2 separate regions of the Homo sapiens genome follow, and region 2 is linked to region 1. Evidence: read pairs that join two places in POLR2A ChIA-PET (ENCODE). Cell type or tissue: A673. All regions are shown on one strand. Links, peaks and the distances in the headings refer to the core of each region. The heading gives the core; the rest is flanking DNA. Region 1 holds the start of LOC124904836 (small nucleolar RNA U13). Region 2 overlaps OPRD1 (opioid receptor delta 1).

What was found. Peaks named below come from ENCODE experiments on the same cell type or tissue, not always from the same donor. Only the 100,000 strongest peaks of a DNase experiment are listed, where the experiment ranks them.
Region 2: POLR2A ChIA-PET joins it to region 1 with 12 read pairs; 5 of 35 experiments call an interaction of 5 or more read pairs at or near these places.

The regions. Positions count from the first base shown.
Region 1 is chr1:28,510,089-28,525,413 of GRCh38, reverse strand. It overlaps RCC1 (regulator of chromosome condensation 1), which reads right to left. Exons shown (of 13, transcript NM_001381865.2): 4 at 8,547-8,689. It overlaps LOC124904836 (small nucleolar RNA U13), which reads right to left and starts at 7,938; the gene lies at 7,839-7,938. SNHG3 (small nucleolar RNA host gene 3) reads right to left here. Exons shown (of 4, transcript NR_036473.1): 4 at 14,522-15,325. RefSeq lists enhancers at 854-1,355, 6,206-6,415, 5,709-6,559, 6,560-7,411, 8,486-8,545 and 4 more and silencers at 6,556-6,645, 6,696-7,335. In A673, for the core only: a CTCF peak has its summit at 7,254 (motif pointing left); DNase peaks (open chromatin) are centred at 6,833, 7,263, 7,613, 8,023 and 5 weaker places; H3K4me3 peaks cover 1,941 bases; H3K27ac peaks cover 5,075 bases.
Region 2 is chr1:28,820,120-28,835,444 of GRCh38, reverse strand. The region is part of intron 1 of OPRD1 (opioid receptor delta 1); the gene reads right to left. Among named protein-coding and RNA genes, the nearest start is that of OPRD1, 16 kb to the right of the region's middle. RefSeq lists an enhancer at 1-287. In A673, for the core only: no CTCF peak of the experiment used is centred there; no DNase peak of the experiment used is centred there.

The DNA of each region.
Region 1 (15,325 bases), core at 3,835-11,834:
TAAATCCACAAATATTTATAGTGCTTTACTACTAAGGGAGGAGACCACCCCTCATATTGTCTTATGCCCAATTTCTGCCTCCAAAGAAGTAAAAACTAAAAGGCAGAAATGAAATCCACAGGCAGACAGCCTGGCGCCGCGACCTGTGTCTGGTTAAAGATCGACCCCTGACCTAACCGGTTATGTTATCTATAGATTCCAGACATCGTATGGAAAAGCACTGTGAAAATCCCTGTCCTGTTCTGTTCCGTTCTGATAACCAGTGCATGCAGCCCCCAGTCACATATCCCCTGCTTGCTCAATCAATCACGACCTCTTCATGCAGACCCCCTTAGAGTTGTAAGCCCTTAAAAGGGACAGGAACTGCTCACTCGGGGAGCTCAGTTTTTGGAGACGTGAATCTTGCCAAAGCTCCCAGCTGAATAAAGCCCTTCCTTCTTTAACTGGGTGTCTGGGGGGTTTTGTCTGCGGCTTATCCTGCTACACTACTGCTTGGCTTTGGGTGAGGAGGTGTAGCAAGGATAAAGGAGACTAACCCTTTTTTACTCTCATAATTTGTTCATCCTTTGTATTTATTTTTGAGACAGGGTCCTGCCCAGACTTGAGTGCAGTGGCATGGTCATGGCTCACTGCAGCCTCAACCACCCGGGCTTGAGCCATCCTGGATAGCTGGGACTACAGGTGTGCACCACCACGCCCGGCTAATTTTTGTATATTTTGCAGAAACAACGTCTTGCCATGTTGCCCAGGCTGGTCCCGAACTCCTGGGCTCAAGCGATTCTCTAGCCTTGGACTCCCAAAGTGCTGGGATTATAGGTGTAAGCCACCATGCCTGGCCTTTTATTTTATTTTTTTAAGAGAGGGGGTCTCACTCTGTCACCTAGGCTGGAGTGCAGTGGTGCAATTAGCTTATTGCAGCCTCGAACTCATGGACTCAAGCGATCTTCCCACCTCAGCTTCCCAAGAGCCTGGGATCATGGGCACGTGCCACAGCACTTGGCTTGATTTGTTCATCCTAAAAAAGTCCAGAGGATTCTTGGCAGGCCTGCCCAAGATCCCCCTATGAGCTTGGCCAAACACAAAGACTCCCAGGCTTGGGCTTAAATGACCAGGTAGATGGTAGACTTCCATGTAGTGAGATAGAGAACACTGTTGAACAAACAGGAGAGAAGAGACGTGAAGCTCCATGTTGCTAGGTGTTTTCATTCAATCTGAAGTGCTTGGGAGCCATCCCAGAAAGGATGTCAGGCAGGCAAAGTTAGATGGGGTAGGGATGTGGGATATAAGAGGCATCTTTGTGGCCGGGCACGGTGGCTCACGCCTGTAATCCCAGCAGATTGGGAGGCCAAGGCGGGTGGATCACCTGAGGTCAGGAGTTCGAGACCAGCCTGACCAACGTGGAGGAACCCCATCTCTACTAAAAATACAAAATTAGCCAGGCGTGGTGACGCGTGCTGTAATCCCAGCTACTCGGGAGGCTGAGGCAGGAGAATCGCTTGAACCCAGGAAGTGGAGGTTGTGGTAAGCCGAGTTTGCACCATTGCACTCCAGCCTGGGCAACAAGAGTGAAACTCTGTCCCTCCACCAAAAAAAGAGGCACCCTTGTTTTAGATAGACAGCTGTATGCCAAGGCAAACATCTCATCAGTTCATCAGAATAATCTGTAGCAGTCTGCTGTGCCTGGGAGGGAGACTGTATTAGCATGAAAAGTACTCACAATAAGAAGTCAGGAGAAAAAGCAGGAAACAATTATGTCAGCACAGTTGGTGCTGATGGCTGGGCTGCCATGAGCACAGCCCGGAATGGAGTCAGACACATAAGGGCTATATGAAGTGTTGGTGTCATGGGGCATTAACCAAAAAATCTGTTATCATGGATGGAACAAACCCAGTCAACATCTCCTTAGTTGTGTTTGGCTAATATTCTGGAGCGTTTCACTACAAGCTGGCCACAATGATCCCACTCTACAGAGAAGAAAACTGAGGCTCAGAAAGGTGAAGTATCTCACTCAAGATTGGAAGAGAAGGCCAAGATCTGAACCAAGTTAGTCAGACTCCAGAGCTGGCGTCCTTGAGTGTTATTAGAAATTTCTTCTGGCCGGGCGCGGTGGCTCACGCCTGTAATCCCAGCACTTTGGGAGGCCGAGGCGGGCGGATCATGAGGTCAGGAGATCGAGACCACGGTGAAACCCCGTCTCTACTAAAAATACAAAAAATTAGACAGGCGTGGTGGCGGGCGCTTGTAGTCCTAGCTACTCGGGAGGCTGAGGCAGGAAAATGGCGTGAACCCGGGAGGCAGAGCTTGCAGTGAGTCGAGATCACGCCACTGCACTCCAGCCTGGGTGACAGAGCAAGACTCCGTCTCAAAAAAAAAAAAAAAAAAAAAAGAAATTTCTTCTGCCTCCTTCCTCCCCATGCTCCCTAGTAGTCTCTCAGCTTGCCTGGAACTGTGTCTCCTCCTCCTTTCCCTAGGAAAGACAGCAACTTTTCACTGGTCTTCCGGTCCCCACCCTCATCCCCTCCTCTCATTCTCCAAGTCATTCGTGATCAATAAATATGTGTGTGTGTATATATATACATATATATATTTATTTTTTTTTGAGACAGGGTTTCACTCTGTTGCCCAGGCTGTAGTGCAGCAGCACGTACACGGCTCACTGCAACCTCCACCTCCTAGGCTCAAGCGACCCTCCTGCCTCAGCCTCCAGAGTAGCTGGGACTACAGGCATGTACCACCACGCTTGGCTAATTTGTAATTTTTTTTTTTCTTGTAGAGACAAGGTCTCACTATGTTGCCCAGGCTGGTCTCAAACTCCCGGGCTCAAGTGATCCTCCCACCTCGACCTCCCAAAGTACTGGGATTATAGGCGTGAGGTACCATGCCCGGCCTCATTCATGATCTTTCCAAACCTCAAACCTGAAGCAAGCTGCTGGCCTGCTTGGACTCCTTAGTGGTCCCCTTTTCCTGGAAGATAAAGCCCACATTTCTTAGCTGGGTATTAGAGGTCTCCAACATCGGGTACTGACAGAACCTTTAGCTTCATTTCCTATCTATCACATCCTCCCTTCTCTTCCCACACAATCTCCTTGCCAGACCCACCAGGCCAGAATGCTAACTGTCCTCTCCATACTATTTGCATCTCTTTACCTGGAACGCCTTCCCATCCCTTATCCCACTGGAAGAACATCTACTGGTGTCTCAAAGTCACCTCCTCTGATCCCTCCTCCATCCTGAACTAGTCATTCTCTCTGAGAAACTGGGACAGACTTTTGGATCACAATCACTTTAATTTACATGCCTGTCCACCATACCAATCAACTTCCTAAAATATGAGCCCCTGGGGGCACCGGCTAACTCACTGTATCTTCCATATGCAAAACCCTTTTATTCCTCACAGGAAGCTGAAGAAGGCAGCACTGTCACTCCTATTTCACAGTTAAGGAACTGAGGCTCAGAAAGATAACTTTATCGGCCTAAGTTCACAGAGCAAGTAAAGGGCAGCCTAGAAAAGCAACCCAGGCCTATCTGACTGATTCTGAAGGCAGACCTTGGTCCAGGCAGGGGCTAAGGCAGTCTGGGCAGGCCTCCCCAGTATCCCCTATGCACTTGGCCAAGTCCAAGAAGCAGAGAGCAGAAGCCAGCTGAGGAGAGGATGGTGAGACCAGAGAGGAGACAATGAGGCAGCTAGAGCCTGAGGGAAGGTGGGGTGGGTGGTGACAGATCCACCCACAGATGTGGGGAAGGACAGTGGCGACAACTCCCTGCTGCGGTGGAGACGGCACCTGAGTGCTCTTTGAGTCCCAGAGGCTTCCTCTCCAAAATGGAAGACTTGAGGCCCTGCACTGGGCTGGCAATCGCCAGGGAAGGGCAGGGGATGGAGGGCCACCTTCTTTTTTTTTTTTTTTTTTTTTTCTGAGGTGGAGTCTCGCTCTGTCGCCCAGTCTGGAGGCAATGGCGCGATATCGGCTCACTGCAAGCTCCGCCTCCCAGGTTCACGCCATTCTCCTGCCTCAGCCTCCCGAGTAGCTGGGACTACAGGCGCCTGCCACCACACCCAGCTAATTTTTTGTATTTTTAGTAGAGACGGGGTTTCACCGTGTTAGCCAGGATGGTCTCGATCTCCTGACCTCATGATCCACCCACCTCGGCCTCCCAAAGTGCTGGGATTACAGGCGTGAGCCACTGCTCCCGGCCAGAGGACCACCTTCTAAAAGGTGGAGCCCTGTTCCCGGTACCTGCCTGCACAGCCTCTACTGCACAAATGGGTCTTGTATACAGACTTCTCTCACTGCTCTGGGTGTGTTTTCCTTTATTTGCTTTTCTTTTCTTCTTTTTGAGATGGAGCCTCACTCTGTTGCCCAAGCTGGAGTTCAGACTCACGATCTCAGCTCACTGCAACCTCCGCCTCCCAGGTTCAAGCGATTCTCCCGCCTCAGCCTCCCTAGTGCTGGGACTACAGGCGCAAGCCACCACGCCTGGCTAACTGCTTGGTATTTTTAGTAAAGACGGGGTTTCACCATGTCGGCCAGGCTGGTCTTGAACTCCTGACCTCAGGTGATCTGCCCACCTTGGCCTCCCAAATTGCTGGGGTTACAGTCGTGAGCCACCGAGCCCGGCCTCTCTGGCTGTTTTCTTAACCAGGCAGTGAGTGTCTGGGCTGGGAATAAGGAGTTGGCTTTTGGCATCATGCTTCCCCACCCCGCCCCACACAACACAGCTTCCATCTTCAAGGAGCATACAGTCTCTGGGAGAAGAGTGAGACAGTCACAGATAAGTCGGCTACAGAGTCAGCTTCCACCATCAGGCACTCCTGAATGCCCACAGCTGCCCTTTGAGGTGAGCAGACTCATCCCAGTTTTACAGCTAAGGGGAAGATGAGGCTCAGGGAAAGGTGACCCAGGTCACAGAGAGGTGGAATGAAATCCCAGTCTCATGACCATGCTCCACCAGAGCTGGAGCTGCCCTACCCCCACCTCACCTTCCTTATTTATTGAAGAAAGTGGGTAGGCACGCCAGTCTAGACAGTCTGCCCGGAGCCTGGTGCTCCTGCCCTGACCTCCAGTGACCTCACCACAGCCTCGATTTCTGTAAAAGGAGACAGAGCCCTCCCAGGCCACTGCAGCTGTGCCCTCCGTCCCCCACACCAGGAGGAAGAACTTGCCTGCCAGACTAAGGCTGAAAAATCTCTGTGTGTAAGGTCCCCAGGAGGGAAGGGAGGAGAGGGCTCATGTGTCAACAATATACATTTGGTGAGCTGCTGTTATGCCAGGCACACAGGTGGTATATTTCACACTAGGAGTTTCTCACCTGGGATCCCCGTTCTATACAACCTGTGCCTGGGCCTATGTGTTCATTTTTCCTGGGGGAAGGGACACACAACTTCACTGCTTTATGAAAATTATAGGATATTACTATTCGGGAGGCTGAGACAGGAGAATCGCTTGAACCCGGGAGGTGGAGGCTGCAGCGACTGAGAGCACGACACTATACTACAGCCTGGGCGATAGACCAAGATTCTGTATCAGAAAAAAAAAAAAAATTGGCCGGGTGCGGTGGCTCACACCTGTAATTCCAGCACTTTGGGAGGCTGAGGCAGGTGGATCACCTGAGGTCAGGAGTTCAAGACCAGCCTGGCCAACATGGTGAAACCCCGTCTCTACTAAAAAAAAAAAAATACAAAAATTAGCTGGGCCTGGTGGTGTGTTCCTGTAGTCTCAGCTGCTCAGCAGGCTGAGGCAGAATTGCTTGAACCTAGGAGGTGGAGGTTGCAGTGAGCTGAGATCGCGCCACTGCACTCCAGCCTGGGTAATAAGAGTGGAAACTCCGTCTCAAAAAAAAAAAAATTATATCCTCACCACATGCCCCCTACCATTGCTTTACAGATAAGGAAACCAATGCTCTGGGGGACTGGGTGGGTTGCCCAAGGGCATCTGATGAGAAAGTTGTAACGATGAACAGAACAGGATTCCTGCTCTTGGGATGTCTTTGAAACAGGAGCCTCGTGAACTCCTAATTCATCTGTCCAGGTTTCACTCTGATACCCTTCTTGGGGGAAATCTTCCCTGCCTCCTCCACCCCGCAGAGTTCCTTAGTCTTGCACACAAGACGCTTCGTGACCCAGCCCCTGCTGTATCATCTTGTTACTCTCCTCCTCCAGTCACCTCAAGACCTGTGGTATCCCTGACCACAATACCTATACCTTCATGCCGTTGCACGTGCAATCCCTCTGCCTGTATCACCCTAATCCCACTACCCTCAGACTGCCTGAAAAACTCTGTTCCTTCAAAACCCCATTCAAGAGTCACTTCACCTGGAAAGCCATCCCTGAGCCTCCTGGGCAGGGTGGGGGATCCCCCTGAGGGCTCCCCGTAACACCCCACACACTCAACTTCTGCTAGGGCACACAAGTCACACGTGGTCGAAGTTAGGTCAATATGTGACGTATGAATGACTTGCCAGTAGCGTCCGTCGCCTGGGTTCAAGGGCATAGTTCGCTAATGACACGGGCCTGCTCTTCTCACTACTGTCCCCCAGCCCCGCAAGAGAGGGACGCAATAAATGGCCAGCAAATAATCTGCTGACAGACTGAGCTGCTGCGGAGTTCAAGACACACGGCTCCCAAAGGTCCACAGCGGGAGACCCTCGAGCTCCTACGACCCACCCTCTCCCGGGCAGGGCTCCCTCCCCGATCTGCAAACCGCCTTCTCCAAGCGCATGCCGGACAAAACCATCCTCCTCGCGGCAGAGACCCATCCCCCGCCCGGGCGGCCGCGCGCACCCGGCCCGCCGCGCTCGCGCAGTTTGAATCTCCCGCCTGCGCGGGCGCCGCGGTGCGGGCGTGAGAGGCGCGGCGGCGGAGGGGCCGCGCGGCCCTAGCTCCAGCGAGGCAGCGCCCAGCCGCTGCTGGAGCGCCCCGCGGGGCCGGGGAATCGCGAGCCCGCACCGCGCCTTCCTGCCTCCGGGCTTCACGTGGGGCCGGCGCCGCGCGACACGGGCGAGAGCGGGCAGCGACTTAGGCCCGCGTGGACCGGCCCGTGCTCCGGCTGTGGCCGCTCCGCTTACCGCCCTCTGCCCGGACCCTCCGCGCGTCCCAGGCGAGACCTACCTTGGTGCACGTCGGCCACAAGGAACTCCGGCGCTCCCCGCCGGGCCGCGAACTGCCCCAGAGCATGCGCTCTGCAGGCCTCTGGCCCCGACCCGGGTGAGAAAGGAAAACAAAGAGCCCGGCGGCCCCTGGCGGCCATCCCAGGATCTGCATGTGGCGCGCTCCCGGGCTGGGGGAGCCCTTGGCCGGGCTGGGGGAGCCCTTGGCCAGGCTGGCTCCCCTGGCCCGGTTCCAGTGGGCGTGTATTTTGGAAACCCCAAATCGGGACACGTGGACTAACAACCAGAAAGACTCCTTGAGTTCGGTCTGTTTAGGAAAATCTTGTGCGGTAGGGTCTGTACGGAGAAAAAAGATACTCATCTTCCCTACCCTCAAGAGGGCATGGAGAAGGTTGAAAAATCAGACTATCAACAACCACACAACGCTATGACAGGGATACCCAGAGGGGCATCTGACTCAGTCCGGGGCTTAAGAACAGCTTTCCAAGTTAAGTCTAGGGGGGCAGGACATCCTAGGAGAAGCGACGTTTGCAATGACAGGGAACCACGAGAACCCAGGGAGGTTGTGGGAAACTGCCAAGTAGATGGGAGTAGAGGGTGCCTGTGGGAGTGACAGATCATGGATACAGGGTCTTGTGTGTCTAAGGGGTCCAGCCTCTATCCTGAGGCAGTAGGGATATATGGGAATTTGGGCACGGGAATGGCATGATCAGATTTTTTTCCCCGTGAGTTAACATCAGATGGGTATGTGCCCATGTCTTAACAAGGTTTGAGGGAGGCACATCTCATATGCGTGTGAACACCCAGTCATCTTCTTATGAGCTACAAGAGCATCCTAATATGATCAGATCTTATAGAACAAAATAGAGAATGGACTTGGGGAAAACGGGAGCCAAGTGGGGAGGAGCAAGAGGAATGAGAGAGACCAGATAAAATAGAAGGGTGTGAGTTGGGGTTGGGTTAGAGATGGAAAACAGGTACCAAGAAAAGGCTGTCTCTTATTAACACCCATTCTTCAGGATGGATACAAACAGTTCTTCAGGATTTCAGGTGTTCCCTGAAACCCTTGCAAAGGACGTTTTCTCGATTTCATGTTGATTCAGACTCTGAGTCATTCTACGGCACCCAAAGTCTAGATGGACACTTTTGATGAGTTCTTACCAACTGAACTGAACTTTTTTTTTTTTTGAGATCGAGTCTTGCTCTTGTCACCCGGGCTGGAGTGCAATGGTGAGATCTCGGCTCACTGCAACCTCTGCCTCCCAGGTTCAAGCGATTCTCCTGCCTCAGCCTCCCAAATAGCTGGGATTACAGGTGCCTGCCACAAAGCCTGGCTAATTTTCGTATTTTTAGTAGAGACTGGGTTTCGCCATGTTGGCCAGGCTGAATTCTTATATGCAGAGCCTGCCACAAAGCACTCCCCTGTCTTCAGGGTTTCTTACCTCTCCAAGTTTACCTCTGCCTCCATCATGGACTCCTCTTTTGGATGATGTACTGTGAAATTTCTCCAACTTTTAACCCTGGGATCTCTGATCTCTCTCTCTCTCTCTGCTGTCTTCCTCCAAGATCTTACACATTCATGTAGCTTCATGTAATAATAATAAGTGATTATTATTATTATTGCCTATTTTGTAAGACCCTTTATTTTGTTAACTACAGAAACATCCATGTCAGCTCATTTGTTCCTCACAAAAACCTCATGGCAGTTGGAAGATAAGAAAACTGAAGTTTAAAGAGGTAAAGCAAGTTTTCTGGGGTCTTCACACAAGTGGTGGAAGGAGACCTCAACTCTTTTTTTTTTTTTTTTTGAGATGGGGTCTCACTCTGTTGCCCAGGCTGGAGTGCAGTGGTGCGATCTCGGCTCACTGCAGCCAGGTTCAAGCAATTCTCCTGCCTCAGCCTCCCAGGTAGCTGGGATTACAGGTGCCTGCCACCACACCCAGCTAATTTTTGTATTTTTAGTAGAGACAGGGTTTCACCATCTTGGCCAGGCTGGTCTTGAATTCCTGATCTCATGAGCCACCCACCTCATCCTCCCAAAGTGCTGGGCTTACAGGCGTGAGCCTCCGCGCCCAGCCTTAATTTTTGTACTTTTAGTAGAGATGGGGTTTCTCCATGTTGGCCAGGCTGATCTCGAACTCCTGACCCGCCCAGGCTAGAGTGCAATGGCACGATTTCAGCTCACTGCAACCTCTTCCTCCTGGGTTCAAGCAATTCTCCTGCTTCAGCCTCCTGAGTAGCTGGGATTACAGGCGCCTGCCACCATGCCCAGCTAATTTTTGTATTTTTAGTAGAGACGGGGTTTTACCATGTTGGCCAGCCTGGACTTGAACTCCTAAACGTCAGGTGATCCACCCGCCTCAGCCTACCAAAGTGCTGGGATTACAGGCGTGAGCCACCGCGCCTGGCCATTTTGTGTATTTTTAGTAGAGACCGGGTTTCACCATTTTTGCCAGGCTGGTCTGGAACTCCCGACCTCAGGTGACCTGCCCATCTTGGCCTCCCAAAGTGCTGGGATTACAGGCATGAGCAACTGCACCTGGCCTTTATTTTTATTTTTTTAGTTTTGTATTTGTATTTTTTATTTTATTTTGAGATGGAGTCTCATTCTGTTGCCCAGGCTGGAGTGCAGTGGTGCAATCTCGGCTCACTGCAACCTCTGCCCCCTGGGTTCAAGCAATTTTCCTGCCTCAGTCTCCAGAGTAGCTGGGATTACAGACACGCACCACCATGCCCGGCTCATTTTTGTATTTTTAATAGAGACAGGGTTTCACCATGTTGGCCAGGCCGGTCTTGAGCTCTTGACCTCAAGTGATCCACCCATCTCGGCCTCCCAAAGTGCTGGGATTACACGTGTGAACTACTGCGCCCAGCCCCAGTTGTTTGTCTCAAGAGTCTCACTCTGTCATCCAGGCTGGAGTGCAGTGGCAGGATCTCGGCTCACTGCAACCTCTGCCTCAGCCTCCCGAGTAGCTGGGACCACAGATGTGCACCACCATGCCCAGCTAATTTTTTTTTTTGAGACGGAGTCTCACTCTGTTGCCTAGGCTGGAGTGTAATGGCGTGATCTCAGTTCACTGCAATCTCTGCCTCCTGGGTTCAAGCAATTCTCCTGTTTCAGCCTCCCGAGTAGCTGGGATTACAGGCGTGCACCACCACGTCCAGCTAATTGCCCATCTAATTTTTGTATTTTTGGTAGAGACAGGGTTTCACTATGTTGGCCAGGCTGGTCTTGAACTTCTGAGCCTCAGCAGTCAGCCTGCCTTGGCATCCCAAAGTGTTGGAATTACAGGAGTGAGCCATCGCAACTGGCTGATATGGAGGTTCTGGCTGTAATAATGTACTGTGGGTTTTATAACATATATAAAAGTAAGACACATGACAATATCAAAGACTATATAGTGAGAAATGGAAGAAATATTTATTTATTTTTTCGAGACGGAGTCTCGCTCTGACCTCGTGATCTGCCTGCCTTGGCTTCCCAAAGTGCTGGGATGGATTACAGGCGTGAGCCACTGTGCCCAGCCGGAAGATTGTTTTTTTTTTTTGAGATGGAGTTTTGCTCTTGTTGCCCAGGCTGGAGTGCAATGGCATGATCTCGGCTCACTGCAACCTCTGCCTCCCAGGTTCAAGCAATTCTCCTGCCTCAGCATCCCGAGTTGCTGGGATTATAGGCATGTGCCACCATGCCCGGCTAATTTTGTATTTTTAGTAGAGACGGGGTTTCTCCATGTTGGTCAGGCTGGTCTTGTACTCCCGACCTCAGGTGATCCGCCAGTCTCAGCCTCCCAAAGTGCTGGGATTACAAGTGTGAGCCACCACACCAGGCCGCCAGAAGGTTTTTTTTTTGTTTTTTTTTTGAGACGGAGTCTCGCTCTGTCGCCCAGGCTGGAGTGCAGTGGCGCGATCTTGGCTCACTGCAAGCTCCACCTCCTGGGTTCATGCCATTCTCCTGCCTCAGCCTCCCTAGTAGCTGGGACTACAGGCACCCGCCACCACGCCCGGCTAATTTTTTGTATTTTTAGTAGAGATGGGGTTTCACCGTGTTAGCCAAGACGGTCTTGATCTCCTGATCTCGTGATCCGCCCGCCTCGGCCTCCCAAAATGCTGGGATAACAGGCGTGAGCCACCGGGCCCCGCCTTTTTTTTTTTTGAGACGGAGTCTTGCTCTGTTGCCTAGGCTGGCACGATCTCAGCTCACTGCAACCTCTGCTTCCAGGTTCAAGCAATCTTCTGCCTCAGCCTCCCAAGTAGCTGAGACTACAGGCGAGCACCACCACACCTGGCTAATTTTTTTTTTTTTGTATTTTTAGTAGAGGCGGGGTTTCACCATATTGGCCAGGCTGGGGAAGATTCTTATACTACAAGTGAACTGGTTTAATATCAATTGAATGTGGACTATTGTAAGTTAAAAATGTATAATATGGCTGGGCATGGTGACTCATGCCTGTATTCCTAGCACTTTGGGAGGCCAAGGTGGGAGGATTGCTTGAGCCCTGGAGGTCAAGACCAGCTGGGACAACATCATGAGACCTTGTCTCTACAAAAAATACAAAATTTAGCCAGCCATAGTGGCACATGCCTGTGGTCTTCACTACTCAGGAGACCGAGCTGGGAGGATGGCTTGAGCCCAGGAGTTCCAGTTTAAGGCTGCAGTGAGTCATAATCTTGCCACTGAACTCTGGCCTGGGTGACAGAGTGAGACCCTGTCTTAAAAAAAAAAAGTAAATAGCCTAAACACTCCAATTAAAAGACATAGACTGTCATACTGAAAAACCCAACATGTTACCTACAAGAAATAAAATTTTAAAATAAGGCCAGGCACGGTGGCTCATGCCTGTAATTCTAGCACTTTGGGAGGTCAGGGCAGGCGGACTGCCTGAGCTCAGGAGTTTGAGACCAGCCTGGGCAACATGGTGAAACCCCATCTCTACTAAAATACAAAAAAATTAGCCAGGCATGGTGGTGCATGCTGTAGTACCAGCTGCTCCAGAGGCTGAGGCATGAAAATTGCTTGAACCTGGGAGGCAGAGGTTGCAGTGAGCTGAGATCGCATCACTGCACTTCAGCCGCGCAAACCCCATCTCTACTAAAAATACAAAAAAATTAGCTGGGCGTGGTGGTGCGTGACTGTAATTCCAGCTACTCCGGAGGCAGAAGTTGCAGTGAGCTGAGATTGTGCCACTGCACTCTGGCTTTGGCAACAGAGTGAGACTCTTGTCTAAAAAAAAAAAAGAGGCTGGGCGCGGTGGCTCACACCTGTAATCCCAGCACTTTGGGAGGCCGAGGCGGGTGGATCACAAGGTCAGGAGATTGAGACCATGGTGAAACCCCATCTCTACAAAAAATTAGCAGGGCATGGTGGCAGGCACCTGTAGTCCCAGCTGCTGGGGACGCTGAGGCAGGAGAATGGTGTGAACCCAGGAGGCGGAGCTTGCAGTGAGCCAAGATTGTGCCACTGCACTCCAGCCTTTGGAGACGCAGTCTCCAAAAAAAAAGAAACTAGCAAGGATAGATTTGAACAACACTAATACAACAACAATAATACACTTTCAAGTAGCCCATAGATCAAAGAATAGAAAAGGAACTCAAAAATATTTTGAAATGAATTAAAATGAAAACAAAACATACCAGAATTTGTGTGTTGTTAACAGTATCTGGAGGAAATTTATAGCACTAAATGCCTACATTAGAAAAAAAGAAAGGTCTCCAATCAATGAGCTCAGCTACTAGCTTAAGAAACTAGGAATAGATGAGCAAACTAACCCCAAAATAAGCAAAGAAAATAATAAAGATAAAAACAAATCAATAAAAAAGAACACAGAAAAATTAAATCAGCCAGTGCTTGCTATATGGCAGGCACAGTACAAGAATAAGTACTGAGTTTACATATGCAGTCTCTTGAGGATCCTCCAAGTAGGTTAGATGGACATAAAATGGAAAATAACCAGATCAGAATACTAATGACCAGGAAGAATGATCAAGGTGCCAGCCTGCCTTCAAGAGCCAGTGAGGCCATTGTGGATCCTTAGGGAAAGGGGAGGTGAGGATAGTGGTTAAGAGATCAAGGCTCTGCCGGGCGTGGTGGATCACCTGAGGTCAGGAGTTTTGAGACCAGCCTGGCCAACATGGCGAAACCCTGTCTCTACTGAAAAAAAAAACACAAAAATTAGCCGGGTGCGGTGCAGGCGCTTGTAATCCCAGCTACTTGGGAGGTTGAGGCAGGAGAATCGCTTGAACCCAGGAAGCAGAGGTAGCAGTGAGCTGAGATCACGCCACTGCACTCCAGCCTGGGAGGCAAAGACTCCATCTCAAAAAAAAAAAAAAAAAAAAGGATCAGGCTTGAGGCTAGGCGCAGTGGCTTACGCCTGTAATCCCAACACTTTGGGATGCTGAGGCAGGTGGATCACTTGAGGTCAGGAGTTCGAGACCAGCCTGGCTAACATGGTGAAACCCGTCTCTACTAAAAAATGCAAAAAAAATTAGCCGGGCATGGTGGCGTGCGCCTGTAATCCCAGCTACTTGGGAGGCTGAGGTGGGAGAATTGCTGGAACCCGGGAGGTGGAGGTTGCAGCAAGCCAAGATGGCTCCATTGCACTCCCTCCTGGAGACAGAGTGAGATTAGATCTCAAAAAAAAAAAAGCTGGGCATGGTGGCTGACGCCTGTAAACCCAGCACTTTGGGAGGCCGAGGTGGGCGGATCACGAGGTCAGGAGATGGAGACCTTCCTGGCTAACATGGTGAAACCCCTTCTCTACTAAAAATACAAAAAAATTAGCCGGGTGTGGCGGCGTGCACCTGTAGTCCCAGCTGCTGGGGAGGCTGAGCTTGCAGTGAGCTGAGATTGTGCCACTGCACTCCAGCCTGGGCGACAGAGCGAGACTCCCTCTCAAAAAAAAAAAAAAACAAAAAACAAAAAATTGGATACTGTATCCTTGGTTTCTGAGAAGTCACAAAAGAATGTTATTTAATAAGTGATCATGCTGCTGCACTCCATCTAGAGACCCTAAGAATCTTTTCACAAATACCAACTCCTTTGTCCTTATTACAACTCTATGAGGTAGTTTATCACTTATTTTGTGAACATGAAATTGAGGCAGAGGGGCTGAGTAACTCACCCAAAGTCTCATGAACAGCAAGTGGTGGGATCAGGATTCAAACCCAGTCTAGTACTCCTAAGATAGGCAACCAATACTGTCTGCCTACACAAAGAACAAGGCCAGAAGTGCCTGTTTGGAAAGTCTAAAAAAGGGGTATTGCAAGCTGAAGTTTAGCAGAGTGGGACCTGAACACCTACTGACAGCTTTGCTTCACCTCTACCTTGCAAGTCAATAGAAATTCATTCATTTCCTGCCCAGCACTGCAGTTACCCAAACCCACCTGAGTATATGGATTGAAAACATACTAAAACCACTGGTTCAGAAAAAAATCACTTTACTCAGGTGAGATCTATGTAGTTACAGCAGGACACGGATGGGACTGGGCATACAGACGAATGGGGCTGACTCATCTGGCTTCTTCCTGAGCAGGGAATTTGATGCTTGTTTCTGCAGAGGTGCCACTTCTAGTTGTGGACTTGGACAATTAGTCTTTTGGTTCCTGGGATTCCCCATTGGAATATGCTGTATTAAAGCCCACTTAGTGCTTACCTAGAACAGTGCCTGGCACAGGTAAGCACAAATACAATTGCTTTAGGAAGATGCCTTTTTTTTGAGACTTAACTCTGTCACCAGGCTGGAGCGCAGTGGCAAGGTCTCAGCTCAGTACAACCTCCATCTCCCGGGTTCCAGCAATTCTGCCTCAGCCTCCCACAGGTGCACACCACCATGCCCAGTTATTTTGTATTTTTAGTACAGACAGGGTTTCACCGCGTTGGCCAGGATCTCTAGATGTTGTGATCCGCCTGCCTTAGCCTAAGTGCTGGGATTACGGGTGTGAGCCACCAAGCCTGGCTGCATTTAACATGCCCTCTTAAACACTGCCTCACTCCTCTTAGCTTGTAAGAAAAATCAAGCTGTGTTCCCCCACAATCATAGCTAGTAACTAGCTTCCATTCTCAAACCAACCCTGACCTCAACACCTTGGCAAGCAAGCTCTACAGTCCACCAAACTCCAATCTCACCCACCTCCCTCAAACCTGTCTCCATCAAGTTCCAAATGGCTTAACGGCTGTCCCACCTCCCCTATGCCAGTAGGTAACTTTACCTTCTAGATGATCCCC
Region 2 (15,325 bases), core at 2,599-10,598, 310 kb before region 1:
TTATAATGAAGCCCAGAGAGCATGTCATAGGAGAAGATTAAAGGCTGGAACAGAGAAATCCAGGCCCCAGAGTTGAACATGAGCAGGGAGGCCAGCCAGGTCACACTCAACAAGAAGCAGGACAGATGCCTCGTTCACCTCAGTTCAAGAACAACACACTCATGGCAGCCAGGGAAGAGCAGCTCCTCCCCACCACCCTGGCTCTGCTTCTGGCTTAGGGGTGGCTGGACCAGGGATGGGGCAGCAGGCACAATGGGGGCCCAAGAACGCAGACTCCCACAAGGATGTGGCATATCAGACCCTGGACCTCTGGAAATAGGACAGGTCCTTTGTACAAACACCTAGTGACATGCTGTCTGAGTGTTGGACCCTCTGCTGGGGCTCCAGCTATGAACAAAGGATATACTCCCTCTACCCCACACCCACTCATGGTGGGGAGAGCAGAACAGGGGAGCAAACAGGTGTCTGAAATAGTGCATAGACCCTATTCCAATGGCGGGGGACACACAGGACACTGTGGGAACATAGAGGAGGGTTACCTGTTGGCTGGAAGGGCGGTGAGGAGCAATCAGAGAAGGCTCCCTGGAGGAAAGACTTTCTAAGCTGAAAAGTCAGGGGTTTCTCTGAAGGAGACAGCAGCCTGAGGTTCCTGCACATCTTACTGCCCTCTTGTCTCGTAGTTGGGTGATTTTTATTATAGATCCCAACAACTCTACAGACCAAATCTCGTTAACAAAGTGCCATCTGGATATTTAAGAAGTACCTGAATGGGCACAGTGGCTCACACCTGTAATCCCAGCACCTTGGGAGTCCGAGGTGGGAGGATCACTTGAGCTCAAGAGTTCGAGACCAGCCTGGGCAACATAGGGAGACCTTATCTTTATCAAAAATTTAAAAATTACCCAGCATGGTGGCACACACCTGTAGTCCCAGCTACTCAGGAGGCTGAGGTGGAAGGATCATTTGAGCCCAGGAGGTGGAGGTTGCAGTGAACCGAGATCGAGTTACTACATTCCAGCCTGGATGACAGAGCAAGACTCTATCTCAAAAAAAAAAAAAAAAAGAAAAAAAGAAAGAAATACTTAGTGATGCCTCCTTAGGGTGAGGGACTAAGCTACGAAACAGGATTGAGGATGAATGTGACACAGTTCCTGCCCTCCAGGAGGAACTGGTAAAAGGGAATGCAAGCACAGAAACAAGCAGCAGCACTGTCATGGGGACACACTGGTTCAAGGCTGGGCGCGGTGGCTCACGCCTGTAATCCCAGCACTTTGGGAGGCCGAGGTGGGCGGATCACCTGAGGTCAGGAGTTCGATACCAAACTGGCCAACATGGTGAAACCCTGTCTCTACTAAAAATACAAAAATTAGTCAGGCATGGTGGAGTGCACCTGTAATCCCAGCTACTCTGGAGGCTGAGGCAGAAGAATCACTTGAACCCAGGAGGCAGAGGTTGCAGTGAGCCGAGATCACACCACTGCGCTCCAGCCTGGGCAACAAAAAAACAGAACACTGGTTTGTGACCACCTACTTTTGTGTGTGTCTTCCCTCTCTCTAGGTGACAGGCACTGGATGAAGGCACTGTGATTTATATCATTGCATTTAATCCTGATAGCCAAATGTAGTAAGCACTACCACGGCATTTGGTAGATGAGGGGACTGTGGATCAGAGAGTCAGGGAAACTTGCCCAACGAAACACAGCTGACAGGTTGTAGTACCAGGACTCAAGCCCAGGTCTGTCTGGCCCCGTGATGGTTAGTCTGATGTGTCGACTTGGCTAGACTATAGTACCCGGCTATTTTATCAGACACTAATCGAGGCGTTGCTGTGAAAGGATTTTGTAGCTGTGGTTAGTATCTGCCATCAGCTGACTTTAAGGAGATTATCCTTGATCATCTGGGTTGGCCTTTTCCAATCAGTTCAAAGGCCTTATGAACAAAACAGATTTCTCAGAAGAAACTCCACCTCTAGCATCAGCTCCTGCCTGAGTTTTCCACCTACCACTTTCAGACTTGCCCAGCCAGACCCCACAACGGTATAAGCCAACTCCCTGAAATATATCCTACTGGTGCTTTTTCTCTGATAGGATCATGCCTGATACAGACCCAAAGCCCACGCTCTAGGCCAAGGCTGGTGCCACAGAGCCACGCAGTCTCCTGAGCTGGAAAAGGGCAGTGACACCCACCATCACATGGGGGGCTTTGCTGTCAGACACTTACTAACCAGGTGCCCTTAGGCAAAAGTCTTTCATCTCTGAGTCTCAGCTTCTTCACCTGTAAAATGGGCACATTACATTGTTCCTACCTCATAGAAGTGTTGTGAAGACTCAGTGAGATTTTGCATGCAAGGTCTCCTGTAGAGAGCCTTCTAATCTTGTCAAACACAGGCTCATTTTTTCCACAGTTGTAATTTCTCGGTTCTTCATGATTTTGAGTCCTCACCATCTGCCAGCTTAATGTTTCAGTCCCACAATTCCACGTAAATAATGTCCACAAGTTTATTATTCTTAGTGACAGTGATGTAGATGTTACAGTTTCCCTAACCTGTACCCACCCAGCTCCCCAGCAAAGAAATACCCTTTGAAGACAATGGGCTAGGGAGCCCCTGTTCAGAGCATCACACATGTTCTCTCATTTGAATCACACACACCCCAGGAAGTGGGTCTCAGTATATTCCCATTTTGTTTATAGAAGAAACTGACCCAAAGATGAAAGGCGCTCATCCAGGAGTGTAGAATGAACAGAACTGAGATGCAAAGCCAGGCATTCCAAAAAGCCCAGGCAGACTCCAGGCCTTTGGCCATGCTGTATGTTACTTTTTTTTTTTTTGAGACAGAGTCTCACTCTACCACCCAGGCTAGAGTGCAGTGGCGCAATCACAGCTCACTGCAGCCGCCAGCTCCCGGGCTCAAACAATTCTCCCACCTCAGCCTCCCAAGAAGTTGGGACTACAGGTGTGTGCCACCATTCCTGGCTAATTTTGTATTTCTTGTAGAAATGGGGTCTCCCTGTGCTGCCCAGGTTGGTCTTGAACTCCTGGGCTCGAGCGATTCTCCCACCTCGGCCTCCCAAAGCAGGCCTCCTACCGACTTGATTACAGGCAGGAGCCACTGAGCTTGGCCTTTACTTCTTATGCCATCTCTCTGCCTGGGACCCAAAAGAGCTTCTCTTTCCTTTTGTTTATTAACAATGGATTATTTTTTAAATTATTTTAATGACATTACAAATAAGTCTGCTCTGTTCCACAGCCTCTCCCAATCCCTGGCTGTATCAAAAAGTCATTTTTCCACAGTGGAAATCAGAGGGTATCATAGGTTCAGCCTTCTTCATGGACATTGCTTCATGGACACTGCTTCATGGACACTTTGTACATCTGAGCTCTGAGAGTCAAGGGGCCTCAGTTCAAAGGCTGGCTCTGCCACTTCCTAACTGTGGCCCTGGGCAAGTGAATTATCATCTCTGAGCCCCAGTTTTCTCATCTGTCAAATGGAGAGAAACATGGTACTAAACTCATAGAGCTGGCTGAATTAAATGAAATAACCTATGTGCAATGCTTCACATAGAGCTTGGCACAAAGCTGGCCACCTTGTCAGCATCCAAAAAAGGTCAGCCAGGCATGGTGGCTCATGCCTGTAATCCCAGTACTTTGGGAGGCCAAGGCAGGAGGATCACTGGAGCCCAGGAGTTCAAGACCAGCCTGGGCAACATAGTGAGACCTCATCTCTACAAATAAAAAAATTAGCCAGGCATGGTGGTGCCTGTGGTCCCAGCTACTCAGGAGGCTAAGGTGGGAGGATCACTTGAGCCTGGGCAGTTGAGCCTGCAGTGAGCCATGATCACTGAAAGAAAGAAAAAAGTCAGCAGTTCTATTTTTGGTGTTAACTCCGACCGAGTCAGTATGCTATGCTTTGCTGTTGAGCTCTTTTTTTTTTTTTTTGAGACGGAGTCTCACTCTGTCGCCCAGGCTGGAGTGCAGTGGCACGATCTCAGCTCACTGCAACCTCCACCTCCCAAGTTCAAGCGATTCTCCTGCCTCAGCCTTCTGAGTAGCTGAAACTACAGGCGCACGCCACCACGCCCGGCTAATTTTTGTATTTTAATAGAGACAGTGTTTCACCATGTTGGCCAGGATGGTCTCCATCTCCTGACCTCGTGATCCACCCACCTCGGCCTACCAAATTGCTGGGCTTACAGGTGTGAGCCACCACACCAGGCCGAGCCCTCTCTTATATGGGACAACAAGGCCTAGGCAGGTGGAAGGAGTGTCTTGTGGCTAACCTGCCCCTCCCAGCAGGACAGCTCCATTCGCTCCCCTCAGGGAGGAATGGAAAATCACTAGATGTGGGGTATTTCCCAGCACTGTGGGAGGATGAGTTTTTGTAACCAAGGGAAACAGATTATCTCCATCTGTCCTGCAGGGGCATCTGGTGGGGACAGCATCTGGTGGGGCCAGGAGAAGCAGCATCTCCGCTCTGGCTTAATTCCTGCCCTGGTTCCCAGGTGCTGGGCAATGATCCAAAAGGCCTCATTATCACCAATGGCTTCTTGCTGTGGGCCAGGCCCTGTGCTAAAGCCATACAGCATCATCCCCCTTAACCTTTGCCCTTGCTGTTCCCTCTGCCTAAAACACTCTTCCTCCAAGCAACAGTCCTCTGCTCATTTGTCTCCTCTTCTTTGACCTCTCCATATACAGGTATGCCTCGTTTAAAGCACTTTGTAGATATTGTGTTTTTTACAAATTGAAGGTTTGTGGCAACCCTGCTATGAGCAAGTTATCAGCACCATTATTCCAACAGCAAGTGCTCACTTTGTATCTATGTCATATTTTGGTAATTCTTGCAATATTTCAAATTTTTCATAATTATATCTCTTATGGTTATCTGTGATTAGTGTTTTTGTTGTTGTTGTTGTTGTTTTATTTTTGACTGGGTCCTCACTCTGTTGCCCAGGCTGGAGTACAGTGGCACTATCACAGCCCACTGCAGCCTCGACCTCCCAGGCTCAAGCAATCCTTCCACCTCAGCCTCCCAAGTAGCTAGGACTACAGGCATGTCCCACCACACCTTGCTATTGTTTTTTTCATTTTGTAGAGATGGAGTCTCATTATGTTGCCAGGGCTGGTCTCGAACTCCTGGGCTCAAGCGATTCTCTCACCTCAGCCTCCCAAAGTGCTGGGATTACAGGCATGACCACCGTGCCTGGCCATCAGTGATCTTGGATGCTACCACTGTAATTGTTTTGGAGTGCCACAAACCACACGCCTGTAAGAGGATGAACTTAATTGATAAATGTGTATGTTCTGACCGCTCCACTGACTGGCCATTGCCCCATCTCTCTCCCTCTCCTCAGGCCTCTCTATTCCCTGAGACACAACAATATTGAAATTAGGCCAATTAATAACTCTACAATGGCCTCTAAGTGTTCAAGTGAAAGAAAGGGCCAGGTGCAGTGGCTCACACCTATAATCACAGCACTTTGGGAGGCTGAGCTGGAAGGATTGCTTGAGCTCAGGAGTTCAAGACCAGCCTGGGAAAAAAGTGAGTCCCCATCTCTACAAAAAATTAAAAAATTAGCTGAGTATGGTGGTGCGCACCTGTAGTTCCAGCTACTTCGGAGGCTGAGGAAAGAGGATCACTTGAACCCAGCCAGTTGAAGCTGCAGTGAGGCATGATTGCATCACTGCACTCCAGCCTGGGCGACAGAGCAAGACCCTGTCTCAGAAGATAAAAAGAAAATGAAAGGGTCGCATGTCTTGCACTGTAGATCAAAATCTAGAAGGCCAGGCACGGTGGCTCACGCCTGTAATCCCAGCACTTTGGGAGGCCGAGGTGGGTGGATCACCTGAGGTCAGGAGTTCGAGACCAGCCTGGCCAACCTGGTGAAACCCCATCTCTACTAAAAATACAAAAAATTAGCTGGTGTGGTGGCGGGCACCTGTAATCCCAGCTACTCAGGAGGCTGAGGCAGGAGAATCACTTGAATCTGGGAGGAGGAGGTTGTAGTGAGCCGAGATCGCGCCATTGCACTCCAGCCTGGGCAACAGAGCAAGACTCTGTCTTAAAAGAAGGAAAGAAAGAAAGGAAACAAAATACACTTAACTGCTGATATGGAGAAGGTTTGAGTGGTCTGGATAGAAGATCAAGCCAGCCACAACATTCCCTTAAGCCAAAGCCTAATCCAGGGTAAGGACCTAATTCTCTTTAATTCTAAGAAGGCTGAAAGAGGTGAGGAAACTGTAGAAGACAAGTTTGAAGGTGGCAGAGGCTGGTCCATGGGGCTTTAAAGATCACTGATGAAGGCAGCTACACTAAACAACAGATTCTCAAGGGGACAAAACAGCCTTCTATTGGAGTAAGATATCATCTAGGACTCTCATTCCTAGAGAGAAGTCAGTGCCTGGTTACAAAGCTTCAAGGAGAGACTGATGCTCCCTCTCTCTCCTTTTTTTTTTTTTTTGAGACAGAGTCTCACTCTGTTACCCAGGGTGGAGTGCAGTGGCGCAATCTCGGCTCACTGCAACCTCCACCTCCTGGGTTCAAGCGATTCTCCTGCCTCAGCCTCCCGAGGAGCTGGGATTACAGGTGCACATCATCACACCCGGCTAATTTTTGTATTTTTAGTAGAGACAGTGTTTCACTATGTTGGTCAGGCTGGTCTCAAACTCCTGACCTCAGGTGATCCACCTGCCTTGGCCTCCCAAAGTGCTGGGATTACAGGCGTGAACCACTGCGCCTGGCTTTTTTTTTTTTTTTTTTTTTAAGAGATCGAGTTTCACTCTGTCACTCAGGCTGGAATGCAGTGGCACGATCATAGCTCAGTGCAGCTTCGAACTTCTGAGCTCAAGCGACTCTCCCTCTTCGGCTTCCAAAGTGCTGGGATTACAGGTATGAGCCACCGCACCCAGCCAGGCTGACTCATTAGGGGCTAATGCAGCTGGTGACTTTAAATTGAAGCCGATGCTCATTTACCATTCCAAAAATCCTAGGGCCCTTAAGAATTATGCTAAATCTACTCTGCCTGTGCTCTATAAATGGTACAACAAAGCCTGGATGACAGCACATCTGTTTACAGCATGGTTGATGGAGTATTTTAAGCCCACTGTTGAGACAAACTGCTCAGAAAAAAAGATTCCTTTCAAAATATTATCGCTTATTGACAATGCACCTAGTCACCCAAGAGCTCTGATGGAGATGTACAAGGAGATTAAGTTGTTTTCATGCTTACTAACACAACATCCATTCTGTAGCCCACGGATCAAGGAATAATTTTAACCTTTAAGTTTTATTATTTAAGAAATACATTTTGTAAGGTTACAGCTGTCATAGATAGTGGTTCCTCTCATGGATCTGGGCAGAGGAAACTGAAAGCTGGAAAAAATTCACCATTCTAGTTGCCATTAGGTACATTTGTGGCCAGGTGTGGTGGCTCACACCTGTAATCCCAGTACTTTGGGAGGCTGAGGTGAGAGGATCCCTTCAGGCCAGGAGCTCGAGACCAGCCTGGGCAACACAGAAACTCCGGCTCTACAAAAAATAAAAATAAAAAATAAATAAATTAGCCAGACATGGTGGCACACACATGTAGTCCCAGCAACTTGGTAGACTGAGGCAAGAGGATAGTTTGAGCCCAGGAGTTTGAGGCTGCAGTGAGCTATGATCACTGCACTCAGCCTGGGCAACAGACTAAGACTGTGTCTCTGAGCAGGGGGAAAAGAAAAAAACAATATTGACAGGAGTTTTAAAGAAGTTGATTCCAGCCCTCATGGATGACTTTGAGGGGTTCGAGGCTTCAGTGGAGGAAGTAACTGCAGATGTAGTAGAAATAGCAAGAGAACTAGAATTAGAAGTGGGGCCTGAAGATGTGACTGAATTGCTGCTGCTGCAATCTCATGAAAAAACTTTAATGGATGAGAAGTTGCTTCTTATAGATGAGCAAGAAAGTGGTTTCTTGAAGCTAGGCGCAATGGCATGCGCCTGTACTACCAGCTACTCAGGAGACTGAGGCAAGAGGATCACTTGGGCCCAGGAGTTTGGGGCTGTAGTGAGCTATGATCGTGCCTGTGAGTAGCCACTGCACTCCAGCCTGGGCAACACAGTGAGACAAAAATCAAAAAGAAAGAAAGTGGTTTCTTTTGGTTTTGTTTTGTTTTTGAGACAGGGTCTTGCTCTGTCACCCAGGCTGGAGTGCAGTGGTGCAATCTCAGCTCACCACAACCTCTGCCTCCCGGACTTCAGCAATCCCCCCACCTCAGCCTCCCTAGTAGCTGGGACTACAGGCGCACACCACCACGCCCAGCTAATTTTTGTATTTTTTTGTAGACACAAGGTTTTGCCATGTTGCCCAGGTTGGTCTTGAACTCCTGACCTCAAGGGATCTGCCCACCTTGGCCTCCCAAAGTGCTGGAATTACAGGCGTAAGCCACCGCTTCTGGCCGAAAGTGGTTTCTTGAGATGGAATTTACTCCTGGTGAAGAAGATCTGTGAACTTTGTTGAAATGACAACAAAGGATTTAGAATATAACATTAATTTAGTTGATAAAGCAGCAATAGGATTTGAGAGGACTGACTCCAATTTTGAAAGTTCTACTGTTGGTAAGATGCTATCAAACAGCATCGCATGCTACAGAGAAATCTTTCATGAAAGAAAGACTCAATTGATGCAGCAAACTTCACTGTTGCCTTGTTTTAAGAAATTGCCACAGCCACCCCAACCTTCGGCAACCACTACCCCCAACCAGCAGCCATCAATATTGAGGTAAGACCTTTCACCAGCAAAAAGATTATGATTTGCTGAAGGCTCAGATGATCATTAGTATTTTGTTAGCAATAAAAGTATTTTAAAATTGAAGTATGTATATTTTTCTTTAGACATAATACTATGACACACTTAATAGACTACAGTATAAACAACTTTTTTTTTTATTTTTTTTTGAGACAGGGTCTGGCTCTCTCACCCAGGCTGCACTGCAGTGGCGTGATCTCGGTTCACTGCAGGCTTGACCTCCTGGGCTCCACCCATCTCAACCTCCCGAGTAGCTGGGACTACAGGTGCATGTCACCACACCCGGCTAATTTTTGTATTTTTTTGTAGAGACAGGGTTCTGCCATGTTGCCCAGGCTGGGCTCTAACTCCTGAGCTCAAGCAATCTGCCCACCTCAGCCTCCCAAAGTGCTGGGATTACAAGCATGAGTCAGCACACCCAGCTGTAAACAACTTTTATATGCACTGGGAAACCAAAAAATGTGTGTGACTTGCTTTGAGATATTTGCTTTATTGCAGTGGTCTGGAACCCAAACCACAGTATCTCTGAGGTATGCCTGTACAACTGCAGCCCCGCCACCCTCTCACCCAATGCCTGTTTCGGTTGACTTCACTGCCTATAGCCTTAGCCTTATATCTATTTGTTTACTGTCCATCTTTTCCCCACTAGACTGTCAGCTCCATGAGGGCAAGGACTGTGTCTTCATCACTGTTGCATCCCAAGTACCTAGAACTGTGCCTGGTACTTCAGGGGGGACAACCCAATGATGTAGAGTTTTTCTATCATCCCCATTTCACAGATGAGAAAACAGACAGCACGCTGAGTTCAACAGTGGACAGCCAGCAAGAAGCTGGATTTGAACCCTAGTCCACCTGCTGATGAAGGACAGGGCTGCCTCCCTGCTGTTGGCCTTGTCCCAGGGAACCTGGAGTTCTTTAGGCCTATCATGTGTTATCAGTAGCCCCTAGGCCAGGCTGCCCTGTGTAAGAACCCACTTCTTGGGCTGGGCGCTGTGGCTCACGCCTGTAATCCTGGCACCTTGGGAGGCTGAGGCAGGCGGATCACAAGGTCAGGAGTTCAAGACCAGCCTGACCAACATGATGAAACCCTGTCTCTACTGAAAACACAAAAATTAGCCGGATGTGGTGGCGTGCGCCTGTAATCCAAGCTACTCAGGAGGCTGAGGCAGGAGAATCGCTTGAACCCGGGAGGTGGAGGTTGCAGTGAGCCGAGATCGTGCCACTGTATTCCAGCCTGGGCAACAGAGTGAGACTCTGTCTCAAAAAAAAGAACCTACTTCTTGTGTTCCCAAGTACTGCTATTTCCAGCCACTCCCTGCCTCTCTCTCACTTTGGAAAATCCCAATTGTGCAAAGAGACACAAGGAGAGGGAGCAAGGGGATAGGAAAAGCAGTTCTAGTCCAGCCTTGGCCATGGACTCAAAAGACACAGAACCTTTCTAGGTCTCGGTTTCCTCATTTGTAAATCAGAGGGGCTGAACTTGACATACAAGGTGGCAGAGAACAAGGCAATGGTTAAGAGTGTGGGCTCTGGCCAGGTGCAGTGGTTCACACCTGTACTCCCAGCACTTTGGGAGGCTGAGGCAGGTGGATCACAAGGTCAGGAGATCGAGATCATCCTGGCTAACACGGTGAAACCCCATCTCCACAAAAAATACAAAAAAAAATTAGCCGGGCGCGGTGGTGGGCACCTGTAGTCCCAGCTACTCGGGAGGCTGAGGCAGGAGAATGGCGTGAACCTGGGAGGCAGAGCTTGCAGTGAGCCGAGATCGCGCCACTGCACTCCAGCATGGGCAACAGAGCGAGACTCCGTCTCAAAAAAAAAGAGTGTGGGCTCTGGGTTCAGAACAACACTCTTCTGATTTCAAAATTATCTTGGGACTTTGGGCATGTTATGTCGTTTCTCTGAGCCTCAAGTTTCCTTATGTATACAATGGGGGCAACACACTCACCTCCTACGAGGTCTGCAAAAATTAAATGGGATAATATATATACATCTCTAGGCAGGGTGCCTGGCACAAAATAGGTACTCAAGAAAAAGAACCATCAGCCAGGCACAGTGGCTCACGCCTGTAATCCCAGCACTTTGGGAGGCCGAGGCGGGCGGATCACAAGGTCAGGAGATCAAGACCATCCTGGCTAACACGGTGAAACCCTGTCTGTACTAAAAATACAAAAAAAAAAATTAGCCGGGTGTGGTGGCGGGCGCCTGTAGTCCCAGCTACTCGGGAAGCCGAGGCAGGAGAATGCCGTGAACCCAGGAGGTGGAGCTGCAGTGAGCTGAGATGGCGCCACTGCACTCCAACCTGGGCAACAGAGCCAGACGCCATCTCAAAAAAAAAAAAAAAAAAAGAAAAAAGAAAAAGAACCATCATCCATGAGTCACAGTTCTATGCCTTGGTAACAAGCTCATTTCTGCAGGGGAGGAAAATTCTGCCTCTCTCTGTGTGGTGTTCTTTGAATGGGGCTTTTTTTTTTTTTTTTTTGGAGATAGGTTCTCACTCTGTCACCCAGACTGGAGTGCAGTGATGCGATCTCGGCTCACTGCAACCTCCGCCTCCCAGGCTCAAGCGATTCTCCTGCCTCAGCCTCCCGAGTGGCTAGGATTACAGGCATGCACCACTACCGCCCGGCTAACTTTTTTATTTTTAGTAGAGAAAAAGTTTCACCATGTTGGCCAGGCTGGTCTCAAACTCCTGACCTCAAATGATCCACCCACCTCAGCCTCCCAAAGTGCTGCGATTACAGGTGTTAGCCACCGCACCCGGCCTGAATGGGGTTTTTTTGACCTCACAGGACCTTGAAGTTTGAGTTCTTTCTACTTATCAAGAAAGACGGGCTGGGCACGGTGGCTCACACCTGTAATGCCAACACTTTGGGAGGCCGGGTGGGTGGATCACCTGAAGTCAGGAGTTCGAGTCCAGCCTGGCCAACATAGTGAAACCTCATCTCTACTAAAAAATACAAAAATTGGCCAGGCACAGTGGCTCACGCCTGTAATCCCAGCACTTTGGGAGACCAAGGCAGGCGGATCACAAGGTCTGGAGCTCGAGACCAGCCCGGCCAACATGGTGAAACCCCGTCTCTACAAAAAATACAAAAATTAGCCAGGCATGGTGTGCGTACCTGTAATCCCAGCTACTCAGGAGGCTGAGGCAGGGGAATTGCTTGAACCCAGGAGGCGGAGGTTGCAGTGAGCCGAGATCATGCCATTGCACTCCAGCCTGGGTGACAGAGCAAGACTCCGTCTCAAATAAATAAATAAATAAATAAATAAACAAACAAATAAAATTTAAAAAAGAATAGCCGGGTGTAGTGGTGCACATCTGTAATCCCAGCTACTTGGGAGGCTGAGGCATGAGAATCACTTGAACCCAGGAGGTGGAAGGTGCAGTGAGCCGAGATCGCACCATTGCACTCCAGCCTGGGTGATAAAGTGAGGCTCCATGTCAAAAAAAAAAAAAAAAAAAAAAAAGACTACAGAAGAAAAGATTCTTTCTGCACACACCCTTCCTGGCCAGAGACAAAGCTGCTGATTTCTGCAGCTGCACTGGGAACTATAAATCAGTAGAACACAACCCAGACACCCCCTCATTCCACCCCACAGCTCCCAGCCGGTAATGGGGCCACTATAGCCTGCAGAGGATGGTAAATTGTTCATTTAAGCCAGACTTTCTGCTCTACCCCCACGATTATCCCTCTTCCTGTGCATGTTATGACATTCCGTGTGGCCAATTTGATTTTGAGGTCCCAGGACTCTGAGGTTAATGAAATCATGCCTTTTCCTTGCACAGCCCCCTGCCTCTCAAAGTCCAGACATCTGCCAGGCAAGGGGGAAGGAGAACCTGAGATCACAGCATTTAAAAATCATTCTTTTTAAAATCTCAGGGTTGGGTGCCTGTAATCCCAGTACTTTGGGAGGCTGAGGCAGGTGGATCATTTGAGGTCAGGAGTGCGAGACCAACCTGGCCAACATGGTGAAACCCCGTTTCTATTAAAAATACAAAAAAAAAAAAATTAACCGGGCATGGTGGCACATGCCAGTAATCCCAGCTACTTGGGAGGCTGAGGCAGGAGAATTGCTTGAACCCAGGGGAGCAGAGGTTGCAGTGAGCCGAGATTGCGCCACTGCACTCCAACCTGTGCAACAGAATGAGACTCCGTCTAAAATCAATCAGTCAATCAATCAATCAATCGATAAACAAACAATAAAATAAAATCTCAGCCATGGTGAGAGGGGCCTGCAATTCTGCTTGTCTTTTCTCCACCCGAATCTCCAGGGCCAAACCTCCACCCAGTGGTTTCCCAGTGTCTACTTGCGCACTTCAGTGACAGGAAGCTCCCTACATTACACAGCAGCCCGTACCTTCTTGGAGAGCTTTGACTGTGGGAAAATTCCTTATAGAAATAATGAAATAGCAGGGCGCGGTGGCTCACACCTGTAATCCCAACACTTTGGGAGGACGAGTCGGGCGGATCACGAGGTCAGGAGGTAGAGACCAGCATGACCAACATGGAGAAACCCCATCTCTACTAAAAATACAAAGTTAGCCGGGCATGGTGGCGCATGCCCGTAATCCCAGCTACTCGGGAGGCTGAGGCAGGAGAATCGCTTGAACCCAGGAGGCGGAGGTTGTGGTGAGCCGAGATTGCGCCATTGCACTCCAGCCTGGGCAACAAGAGCAAAACTCCATCTCAAAAAAAAAAAAGAAAGAAATAATGAGATGTGCGCAAACACACATGTCTAAGAATGTTCACAGCATTATGTATGATTACTATTTTTTTGTTTTTAGAGACAGGGTCTTGCTATGTTGCCTGTGCTGATCTTGAATTCCTGGGCTCAAGTGATCCTCCCACCATGGCCTCCCAAAGTGCTGGAATTATGGGGGTGAGCCACCATGCCCGGGCAGCAGCAGCATTATTTAGATTGGCATAATATTGGAAATTATAAAAGTCACTGGAAAAAGAACACATTCATGCAATGTAGCCATCAAAAATCATGTTTTCAAACTAGAAGAGCACATGCTTAACATATAATGTTAAGTGAATAGGCATCTCACAAAATATTACATGCAATGCGATCATGACTTCGACATGTGACCCTGATTTCACTAAAATGGAAAAACAAAGCTGGGTGTGTCGGCTCATGACTGTAATCCCAGCACTTTCGGAGGCCAAGGTGGGAGGATCACTTGAGTCCAGGAGTTCAAGACCAGCTTGGGCAACATAAGGAGATCCCCATCTCAAAAATAAAAATAAGCTGGGCACGGTGGCTCATGCCTGTAATCCCAGAACTTTGGGAGGCCAAGGCAGGTGGATCACCTGAGGTCAAGAGAAGAGTTCAAGACCAGCCTGGCCAAGATGGTGACACCCCATCTCTACTAAAAATACAAAAATTAGCCGGGCATGGTGGCAGGTACCTGTAATCCCAGCTACTTGGGAGGCTGAGGGAGGAGAACTGCTTGAACCCGGGAGGCAGAGGTTGCAGTGAGCCGAGATTGTGCCATTGTGCTCCAGCCTGGATGACAAGAGCAAGACTCTGTCTCAAAAAAAATGAATAAATAAAAATAAATAAAATTGAGAAACAGAAAGAGAGACAGAAAAGAGATGGGAAGGAAACACACCAAAATGAAAAAGCTCTTTTCTCTGTGGTAGGATTATGGATAATGTCTGTCTCTGCTTAAATTTCTCCACATTTTCTGAAATAAGTTTGTTACCTTTTATTGTAGAAGAAAAAAAAATTTTTTTTTAAATATGGGGTCTCAGGCCAGATGCGGTGGCTCACACCTGTAATCCCAGCACTTTGGGAGGCCAGAGGCGGGCAGATCACCTGGGGTCAGGAGTTTGAGATATGGGATCTCGCTTTGTTGCCCAGGCTGGACTGCAGTGGTACAATCATAGCTCACTGTCACCTTGAGTTTCTGGGTTCAAGCCATCCTTCCACCCAAGCAGCTGGGACTACAGGTGCATGCCACCATGCTCAGCTAACTTTTTAATTTTTTTGTAGAGACAGGGTCTTGCCATATTGTTCGGGCTGGTCTCGAACTCCTGGACTCCAGTGATCCTCCTGCTTTGCCTCCCGAAGTGTTAGGATTACAGGCGTGAGTCACTGCACCCAGCTGAAAATTTATAATATTGAGTTGATAAAGTTTCCCTATACCACCCACTCAATAATTCTAGTTCCAGTTCACACCTGTAATCCCAGCACTTTGGGAGGCTGAGGCAGGTGGATCACTTGAGGCCAGGAGTTGGAGACCAGCCTGGCCATCATGGTGAAACCCCATCTCTACTAAAAATACAAAAATTAGCCTAGTATGTTGGCACACACCTGTAATCCCAGCTACTCAGGAGGTTGAGGCAAGAGAATTGCTTGAACCCAGAAGGCAGAGGTTGCAGTGAGCCAAGATTGCGTCACTGCACTCCAGCCTGGGCAACAGAGCGAGACTATCTCAAAAAAAAAAAAAAAAAAAAATCTAGTTCCTCTGAGGCTCGATAAATGTCAATCAAATGAATGCAAAGCAAGTGTGACTCCTCTTCTAAATAGTC